Regions from separate parts of the Homo sapiens genome. Here region 2 is linked to region 1. The links are chromatin loops, found by intact Hi-C in ENCODE. Cell type or tissue: dorsolateral prefrontal cortex. All regions are shown on one strand. Each heading gives the region's core, and the rest is flanking DNA. Links, peaks and the distances in the headings are about the cores only.

Region 1 (5,388 bases), core at 136-5,135:
GGCTTACACCCAGCATTTGTAAGAGTAGGAGGAAAAAACCACACTCTTACAAAATCAGTGAGATTGACTAAACAAGTACACCTTTTCTATGGGAGGGCAATTTGGCACTATGTATCAAAGGTCTTAAAAAAATATATAACTTGATCTAGCAAAGTTTGTTCAGAGAAACTTATAAAGAAATACAGTAGGTCCTAGAATAATGTTTTTCCTGTCATTCAACATTATTTTCTTGCAACATTGACAAGAAAAAATATTGATTCCCTGCCGGGGCCACTGTCTGTGTGGAGTGTGCACGTTCTCCCCATGTCTGCATGGCTTCTGTCCATGCACTCCCGTTGCCTCACACATTCTGAAGCTGTGCATGCTAGGTGAACTGGCTTGTCTCAATGGCCCCAGTCTGAGTGGGTGTGGGCGGGTGTGTGAGTGCACCCTGCGATAGGATGACGTCCTGTCCAGAGTTAGTTCCCACCTTGCACCCTGAGCTCCCAGGACAGGCTCTGGTCACCCAAGACCCTGAACTGGAATAACTGGGTAAAAAATGACCTGACTTATTTTTATTAATCTTTTAAAAATGTATGTATAGCTCACATTTATTTTAATGTTTAATATTACAAGTGTTTGGGGTCTTTATTTAGAAGCTTGATATTTTAGTGACCAGAAATATGCTGTGGGAACTTAACTCTTGTTTATATCAGTTAGCCTTTGGTAAAATTGGTTTCCTTATATGTTGTTTTGCTTAAAGTTGTTCCAGTTAAAGTCACAATTTCCAAGAACCTATAGGGGACATGAAGTGAGGACCTGCTGTAATTGGACAAGTGGGCAAGGATGTATGTACAGGGGAGTTCATTGCAGCATGATTTGTATTAGCAAAAATGTCTATTAATATGAGTCAACGAACATTTATACATTGAAGTACTGTGTACCTCTTAAAAACAGTGATATTGATCTGTTGTAGTCCCATGGAAATATATCCAATGTATATGTAAAAATAATCAGATTACCAAATAATTTATAACTACCTTTGTAAGAAAAATAAAAGAAAATAAGATGGAAAGCATATATATTTAAATGTTAATGGTGATTAGTTTTCTCCAGTGGTTGAATTTCAGTTGATTTTTACGTTTTCTTTATACCTTTCTGCATTGTCTAATGTTTTTTACATTGATCACTTGTTACTTTGAAACTAAAAATGGCTATTACTGTTTTGAAACATGACATTTTTACTACTCTGAAAAGGTGAAACACATTAGAGAACTAAGAGGATTTAATTCTTTAATGAATGTGTAGTTTTTTGTTATGCTACGGAACTTAGCCTCAGCCTAATAAGCTAAACCCAAAGTGAGGGTGAGTAAGATTCAAGAGGAAGAAGACAAAGAAGCTTAAAAAAATCTGAAGTCTGTAGAAATAATAGATCTTTCTAAAAGGGATATAGAGAAAAGAGGGAATTAACCTTCACATGGTTCAACTGCTGCATTGAATCATTGGCTTGTCAGAGGAAAAACCTGGACAGTTAACGGTTCTTCTTGTGTCAGGCAGGGAAACAAGCAGATGTCAAATAGTGTTTGGCAAACGGACCTGCAGAGCCACCCTCCAGCAGTTTCTGAAGGGAATCTCAACTCCTTGTTCCTGAATTTGTGGAACAGGATCTGGGCCAACTCCTTCCCCCACCTCCCGCCTTTTTTTTTTTTTAACTAACCCAAAATGAACTCCTTATGCAAAGTCTGGATGGTTTCCAACCCACCCAGTGCTCAAGGTTGTCAGCCAGCTGTTGGCAGCTCACACTGACTCATTTTCTTTTCTCTTAAATGGTGCAGAAATATGTTGCTTTACATACAGAGGAGAAAAAAAAAAAGCATTGAAGGACCTAATTTGAAAATACCTCACATCTCCTAAAATCAGCCTTAAGACCTAGTCAGTTTATTTCCCCATTCATTCTGTGGTACTAAATGTGTTGAAGTGGGAGGGTCCCACAGAGAACTACCCTTTTGATGATATGTCAAGGGAATTCCTCAGCAAATTCTCCTGGAAAGGAGATAACTTGAATATTAACGAAGAATCTATCTCCCTTGCCATTCTCTTGCCACTGCCAACTGAAAATGTAGCATTTTATATTTATTTAAAACAGAATCTATCATAAAATAGATCTATTTTAAGAAATTGAATATTTAAGGAATGTATCATCCTTACTCTCTATCATCCAGTCTTGTTGGGAGGTAATGTAGCCTAGTGGTTAATATCAGAAGCACTGGAGTCTGTTTCCTCATCCATAAAATACTATCTACCCCCACTGGGCTGTTGTGAAGCTTAAATGAAATGTTTTAGAAGTATGCAGTGCTGGCCTGGCACAGGCCAGTTAATGGAGGCCAGCAATAAACACGACTTTTACCCCTGGATCACAATCAACATAGCAAGCATCTTCACAGAATCCTTAGATATTTAGAAAGGCAGGCGTCACAAACTTTTTTTTTTGTTTCAAAATGTCCTTCTCAGAAACACCACTGTTTGCTGGGTTAGGAGGTAAGTTCTCCCACCCCTAATCTACCAGCCCCACTCACCAAGTGTTGCTGGATCTCTTCCCTCACTAACACCACCCTCTGGGGTCAAGGATTCAGCCTTCTTTTTCCAGGGGTGGGAGGTAGGTTTTGTAAGGGTCTTGGATTATTGACACAAAGGCCATCCACAAGGGGCAATCAGATGGGCTCAGCACATTCTGGAGTCACGGAGGATCATCTGCGGCAATGTGAGAATGGGTCATGGGAGGCCCCTGCCCAGCCCTAAGGAAAAAAACAAGTGAGGGGGCAGAGTCTTGTGCTCGTGACAGGAGCCAGCCAGATTCACAGCAGCCCTCCTGGTAGTGGCCGCCCACAAATCTTTGAGCAGAAACTCTCTGAACTGCCTTTCCTCCTGAGCCTGGGTGGAAACAAAACTTCAGAACAATAACTTCTCCTTTCCCTCGGCCTTCCAGTCATAACTCTAATTCTTCTTCAGGCCAAGTGGATCCTTCTGCCCACTAGGGGAAAGGACAGGAAGTGCTGAAAAAGAAAACACGATGATGAGTATTTCAAGATCTTCTCTTCCACCCTCGCAATGATGGCCTTTTCTTAGTTCTGTGTAGCTGTTGGGAAGGCAAGGAAAAAGGGAGAACTGGGAGTGTGGTGCCTCCTTGGGAATTTCTCTGGATGGAGAATACGAAATTGAAAAGCCAAGAGTTCCTGCTTCGGGAGTGGGGAGTAGGGACTCTTTCTCCATGCGTTCCATATCTTCAGAATAATTTCATGCTCAGCATTTTTGCCTTTTCTCTGAAGTCCTCCCCAAGTCCTGGAAGAACCAAGAAATCACCATGGCTCCGACAGAATTTGTTTTAAGCAAGACTCAACTTGTCAGCTGATGCCACAGCGACCTCCTGCTAGACTATGAGTTTCACAGGCTCAGCACTGGTTAGGAACTGCTAGACTTTCAGACAGGGCTGGCTCCAGTTTTTCCCTCTGATTCATGGATTAAAGTGGAATTTTCCAGTGAGGCTTGATCTAGGAGGAATTCTTCTCTTTGGGTCCACAAGTTCTCTTTATTCTGCAAAGGAATCCTACCCTGTGGCCATAGTTGGGCAGTCTCTGTCTATTCCATCAACCGCCAGACCTCAGATGAGAAGAGAAATAGGCATCCCTGGCAGAGAGATCTCCAAATACAGAGTGTTTTTCACTCATTCACGCAAGAGTCACAGGCTCATTGATAACAGTGTATAGGGGTTTGGGTTCTCCATTTTTATTAAATAATGTATTATTACTATGAAAGTTTTCACATCTAAGAAATCAAACGGTTTTACAATTGTAAAAGGGTTGTGCAACTTTTACATCCTTTCTAGCATTAACAGCATTATTTTTAAAAAATAAAATTAATAATAAAAATATTTTTTATTTTCTAATAGACAGTTTTTTTCTATTTGAAAAAGCTGTAACAGACAAAATTTCAGCTGTTAAAATATTTATTTCTTGATTTGCTAAGTAACTGTGAGAGTATTATTTGTTAAAAGTTGGACTTACTTGCATTTTGAGTACATGGTAATATTGCCATTGGAATGTAAATCTAAGAAAGTTTAATCCCTAAAATGCTGTTACTAGATGAAATGCTAAGTCAGACCCCAGTAATGATGACTAGTGTGAACATGAGATAATTAATGACTCTTTATTATGTAGGGTCAGAGTAGTAGACCTTGAAATAGAACATTGGCATGGCAGCAAGGACACAGCACATGAGATTTACGAGGACCAAGACTTTCCAGACTATGGGGGGTGAGTGAGCACCAGCCCAGGATGGCAGGCATCACATTCATTTCCCAACCACTTCTTAAGGGTTATTTCTGTAGACAGGCAATTGCTGTGGTTGGAGTAGGAATGGAGAGAGTAGAGGAAGGATGCCTTGGTGTCTTTTCAAGTGAATACTTAAAAAAAAAAAAGGTTCTTGAAAGAAAGGTCATTCTTTATTTTGCTTGGCTTGTTCTTTCTATTTGGAAAACTTCCCAACAGAATCTACTACCCAGTTTCTTCAAGTCATGCAGAGTCAAAGGACAGAAGAGATAAAAATGTAGATCTTATTTTGCAGGGGTTTATTGACCTCCTGTGTTTGCCATCTTACCAATGAGCCTTGTTGGGTGAGATGGCAGTAAGAGGGCAGCCCGTATTTAGAAAGTGCACAGTCACACACCTCACAAGCTGTGACATCAGTAGATCTTGGAAGCAATAACAACTATGCTCATAGGTCTGATGGTATCGACGGGTTCCTATTGTTCCAACAATATCTGAGACTTAGATGCCAGGGAGTCTGCAGTTAGAATCCCCTTCCCTTTTCTGCATATGTATGTGAATGTTTCTTGCCTTATACTGGAGTACGCTAAAGAAGAACAGAAACTCAATGCCCAGCCTTTCTTTAATCTTACCCTCATTTCAGATATAAGAAAGAACGTTTATATTCCAACCTGGAGTTTTACCTGTAGTTTAGTTTCATTGCAAAACTCTATTCATGCTTTCCTCATACTAGCCTTGAGCTCTTTACTATAATGGGCCTATGGAAATTATTTTATATCACCCCCAATAAATATTTTCCTGTCTTTATTACTAAATTAGGGGCTTGTCCCGTTGTCTGGCCTTGAGGATTTTTCTACTAATATTTGTTGAAATTAAAAGAAAGCCAAGTCTTTTGAAGATTTAATACCATATTATGGCAACTCTTTCAAAGCTTTTGATGGAATATTGAAGACATATAATTATCATTATCAAAAATAACACCTCTAAATTGTACAATGTGAATTATATTTTGCCTGTAGGGAGCTTACAATCTATGCATTCAGCTGTAATACAAACACAGCTTAAGCCAAATAAATCAATAACCTGG
Region 2 (5,388 bases), core at 245-5,244, 400 kb after region 1:
AACTCCATGTTCACATACTAGCATTTACAACCTCCAGTACCAATGTTATGAAACATATTTTGAGAAATGCTGCTTTCTGTCTTTAGGTCTAAGAACATTCAGTTTTATTTTATTGGGATAGTACTCTTAGTGATTGTTAGATAGGTTTTAACTTCATGCTTCTAACTATCTAAATCACCTAAAATTGTGAGTATCAGTATTTCTAAAGGAAAATACACACAGTTTTAATTATTTCAGGGAAAAAAAGTCAATAACCACTCTAAAACAAGACTTTTGGATACTATGAGAAAATTTTCAACTAAAAAATAGATCAGATTAAATCAATTATCTAGACAGAAGAAAATACTTACTATTAAAGAACACATTAGTTTTGGTAATTGTGTGTTGTGGGGGGTGGGATAATGTGGTAGCTCATCTCCAACGATGGCTTCCAACGAATCACATTTTCTAGCGTTTACTCCCTTCCACATTAAATCTGGGTTCACCCTGTGTATTATTTTAACTAGGAGTATGTGGAAGGTCTGTGACCAAGTCTTTGTGTTTTGGGGGTCCCTGAGCCACCATGCAGGTTCTAGTGGAGAAGCCACATGTAGAGTAGGAGAGACCCTGTGACTATGTAGGAAGAGAAAGAAAAAAAAAAAAGCCCCAGCTATCTGAGTATCCCAGCTGAGATGGACAGGAGGAAGGTAGACAGAAGGCATCAGCTTTCTAAGCTTTCCTCTCAAAAGCCTAGACATGTCTGAGCCACCTTAGACACTGTAGATCAGTTGAATCATTAGATGATTGTAGCTGCAAACGGAATCACATGGAGCAGAAGAATTACCCAGCTGATCCCAGTTAACTCACAGAGTCATGAAAGGGAAAGAGTTATTTTTAAGCCACTAAATTTTGCAGTGGTTTGTTACACAGCAAAGATGACCAAAACAAGCAGCTAATATGGAGGAGTGTGCAGAAAAGTATTCAAATGGCTTGCTCTTCATTTTCTTTTCCTAAACACTAGTTGAATGCATTTAAAATTTGTTCTCAGATTCCCTCTGATAATTCTATGCTGATTGAATTTATAAGATCTTAAAAGGGTAAAAATATCACAAAAATAGCTTGTTGAGATCCTGCAGAAAAACATGTTTTATAGCCACACTCATGCTTTGTGTCAGAACTTTTCTCCTTCAGAGAAAATTGCTAACATTATCTAAAAAGAGAGTTTTTTCAGTTCTGACTTCGCTTTTAAGTTTTAAAAATAATAAAACATTAAAAAGATGAACATAAAAAACAAGCTGTATGTTTAATGAGGAAAAATTATTACTGTATCATTATCATAGACATTTCCAGGTCAGCTTCTGGATTTTTTTCTCTGATGATGATTCTCATTTTAAAAGTGATGAAAATGAGAGATGAAACTATAGTTCACAAGCGGCTTTTTCAGTGTGAGAAATTGAAGGAACGCGGGGCAGAGAATAAGGTCTCACAAGATGGGAGTGTGGTACCCAAGGGCTAGGTGGCATAAAAAGAGAACAAGAGATTTTGTTTGCTTGGTTTTTGTAATTGCTATACATATGAGACTTTGATAAGAGTGATACCAAGACAAGACATCTAGGAAGTTTCTGGATAGTGAATGCATGATACAAAATGCCAATATTTTGCCAATAGTAAAAATATATAAGTTTTTTCTCAAGTTATGCAGGCAAACTGGTGTTTCCTGTGACTGTGACTCTGTAAAGACATTGGGTCATATCCCTTAAGATTTCTAGGATTACACATGAAAAGTCATCATCAAATCAATTAAAAATGATTTATAAGACACTATTTTTAAGTATTGTGTGGGGACAGAGAGAGTGTAAAATTGAAACATTCTTAAGTTAATGGTAATCTAGTAGGAAACTAAGAAATATATTCTGTTATGTTCATAGATATCAGTAGAATAGGATAGCAGAATGTCATAGCTAAATGAAGACTAGGATTGAGAGCTTAGCTATTGGTAAAACTAGAAGGTTTATCACCTCTCTGACAATCAGTTTGCATGAATAAATGTGCACTGATTTGCATTTTCTAGGCAAAGAATAAGGATTTCTTTCCCTTTGTTGCTCTGCCTGGAAGAGCTCCTGATAGAGAAGAAAGGGATGAGGCCAGTGGAGGGGTGGAATGCTTTTCTCTTCTGCCTTGGCTATTGGACTGGTTTGGAGTCTCTGCTCAGTGAGTTATGAGTCAAAATTTAAAAAGCTGATTCATAAAACCTTTCCAAAATAGTAATCCCAAGTAGTGACAGGTAAGGGCCCAGTAGCAAAGTATAGAGCAGTGATGGGGAGGGTGCCACGGTGTCCACACAGTGGGCACTCACTAAATACCTAGTGAACAAACAGCCCTGGGACATTCGGACTGTTGGCTTGGGAGCTGCAGGAATACATGCCCTTGGCCTGGATGTTGCTGGGTATAGTAGGCACTGTTAATATCAGCAGCAAAGCAAAGTTCTTAAGTGGCTTAACAGGAAAAGGACAAGAGGGATGTGAAAAAGAAAAGAAAATCACATCACACAGCGACCAGAGAGATCAAGTTGTTCACAGCACATATGAGATACTTGGGAACTCAAAAGATACATACTGGCAGATGGGAGGAAGAACAGTGGAGGGAGGAGTGGATTTGCATGTACTGGCAGCTGTGGGCAGGAACAGGACATTTATTTCATGAGGATTAAAATGACTTCATTTGTATCTACTGGAGCCTAAGGATGTTTGGTTACATAAGTACAACGTAATAAGAAAAAAACTGAAAGGTTTGCTGTGCTATAGAAGCAAAGAACAAGGGTAGACAAATCCAGACAGGAAGAAAGTTTACATCTGGTTGCAGTATGGTCCTGTTTTATAATGCCATACAGGTTGGGATGTTGGGAAGTTAGTGCCAAAGTGAAAGTGCCAGTCTTCGTGTTATTGACTTCGAGTTTCAATAAAGTGACCTCTTTTAACAGCAAACATCATGTGTTTGGAGAAAATGTTCTCCCTGGGGTGGGGTAGGAGGGATTGTCTTCATTGTGCTGAATAGCTACTGTAGTGATATAAGCTTCTGATTTATCATCTAGCCTTAAACACTTGTCAGTGCATCCGCATGAAAATCTAGGCCAATTTAGTTTGAAGCAGAGCCCAGAAAAGTTCTTGCACAATATACATTTAAGAGGTTTTCTTTGGGCAAAAATAGTTACACCGTGAATTCTGTTCTCAAAGACATCCTTTTCTTCCAAGGTTATGTGGCAGTGACTTCACTTGGCAGTTCTATACTCTGGAACAAAATCTGAAGCAATATAAAAGCCCAGACAAAAAAAAAAAAAAAGCCAAATCACCTTCTCAGGGAAATTAAATGCACAGATATCCTCAAGGCACCAATTAGAGAGAAACAACACTCCCTACAGTGAGAAATATCTAAACCAAACTTCTTGTGGCAACATAAACATTTTTCTTTTTGTACTGTCATATTAAAATTTATATAATGAATTTAATTTTCATAGCCATAAAATAAAGTGTGATATACTATTGGTAACTGTCTAGGAGTGTGATGCTTAAAATAGTTTAGTATGTGGATATGTGAATGAGAACCTTGTTTGGCTGGTTGTTCCTTTTATGAAACTATCCATTTCTTTTGGCATTTCACCTTCTTCCTCTTCGCTTCATTTTCCTCTTCATATTTCCCCTGGATCTATCTGAGTTACCTGACATGTGGTCCTTTGTCTTACAGAGCCATGTAACTGAAAAGCAACTGTAAATGCCTTCCACATTTGGACACAGGTTGTACCTTCGGCTGTTGAATGCCTCTGCCTGTCCTGTTCCCTCAAAGACCTCCCTTCCCCCTGCTACCTTTGTTTCTGTGCCACCATACTTTTTTGACATAGGTTTCCAAGCTGCCTTTATTTTTCCATTTTGGTAGTGCAAGCTCCCAGCCTGACAAACACAACTTCACTATTAGAATCCTTAGGATTTGATGTGATTTATTCATAGTTTCAACCTAGATGGCAACGGTCCTTTTTTTAACTCATGCCCCTCAAGTGTTTATATGACTGTCTTCAAAAAGGATTAGGTAGGAAAAGAACTGGAATATACCTTAACATATTGCATTTGTGCTTTTGCATATATGTGCTTTATCCAAAGCTACACTTTCTTTTCATAATACGTCCTCCTGGCTGAGAGGGAAGAAAATATATCATGGATTAAAATGCCATTTCTGGAAACTCATTTCAGACTGGCATTAAGCAAGCCAAGAAGACAGCATCTTAAAAGATTGTTAATGAGTAATAGACTCAGTATTTATGTTGCCAGGAATGTACAGCAACCAGTCTTCATTAATCACTGATAAGCACATTAGTGAATTATATTGATGAATTGTTCAGAAAAAGACTGGCTCCTAATGATCATTTTAAATACCATATAGAGTGAACATTTTATTTCTATGTTGACCCTAATGTCTCACTAGTATGCAGGAAAGGACCTTACACCTAAACCTGTCACAGGAGAGGGGGCAGGAGGGGAGGAGACAGTGTTGTAGAGTGGTTAGGCAAGGGCTCTGTGGTCAGAAATATCTGTTTTAAAAACTCAGCTGTAGAACATACTGCCTATGGGACCATGGGAAACTTATTTCACCTCTCTACGCCTCCATTTCCCCATCTATAAAAGGAGAGTAAGTTTGTTATAAAGATGATAAGCACATTAGTGAATATGTTGATGAATTGTTTGGAAGAAGACTTTCTGACTTCCAAAATGATGCATCTGGCGTAGTAAGCAGAGTGCCTGGTGGAGAATCTACTTTCAAAATGGCTGGAGGCTGACATTTGTCATTCTTTTTGACTGTCCATTAACTTCACTGATTTACTATGTTTGGAAAATTCCTTATGTTATGGGCTTAATTGGGATGCAAAACCAGGGTTTCACTAACAGAACCTTCCAGAAAATACCAGATTTTTCCTTTCCCAGCCTCCCATGTGGCTTGAGTGGCCATGTGACCTAGGCTCAGTCAATCAGACACTCATACACAGATTGAGTCAGGAGTTAAGAATCATGAAAGGGCAGGATAGGGGAATGTGTCCTGGTGATAGAGGGTGGTAGCTCTAATAGCTCATGCAGTCTGTGGGGAAGCAGAGTTGCAGTGCTGTGGAAGCTTCCAGAGTTCTAACTCTGGCAGAAGTGCTGCAAGTGCTGATATCCAGGGTACAGCAGTGGGGGCAGCAAGTCCTCTCTGGACTGGATTTTTGACATGAAATGTGGTCCTACCTGCTGCCTTGCCTTTCTTGTTTCTGCCCATTCTGAGTCTAGTTCCCCAGCCTTTCCAGTGATTCTGTGAACTAATGAATTTCATTTCAATAAATTCTATTTTTCCTTAAGTCAGGAAGAATTTATTTCCATTGCTCAGCTT

The links. A loop is a pair of places that touch in the nucleus more often than their neighbours do. Peaks named below come from ENCODE experiments on the same cell type or tissue, not always from the same donor. Only the 100,000 strongest peaks of a DNase experiment are listed, where the experiment ranks them.
Region 2: a loop joins it to region 1, with 5 times the contacts of the local background. A loop is called at or near these places in 1 of 110 quality-filtered maps.

The regions. Positions count from the first base shown.
Region 1 is chr12:67,455,058-67,460,445 of GRCh38, forward strand. All of the region lies in intron 4 of LOC105369812 (a long non-coding RNA gene), which reads left to right. Among named protein-coding and RNA genes, the nearest start is that of LINC02420, 15 kb to the left of the region's middle. In dorsolateral prefrontal cortex, for the core only: CTCF peaks have their summits at 3,044 and 3,260; no DNase peak of the experiment used is centred there.
Region 2 is chr12:67,850,284-67,855,671 of GRCh38, forward strand. No RefSeq gene overlaps it. Among named protein-coding and RNA genes, the nearest start is that of LINC01479, 76 kb to the right of the region's middle. In dorsolateral prefrontal cortex, for the core only: no CTCF peak of the experiment used is centred there; no DNase peak of the experiment used is centred there; H3K27ac peaks cover 1,374 bases.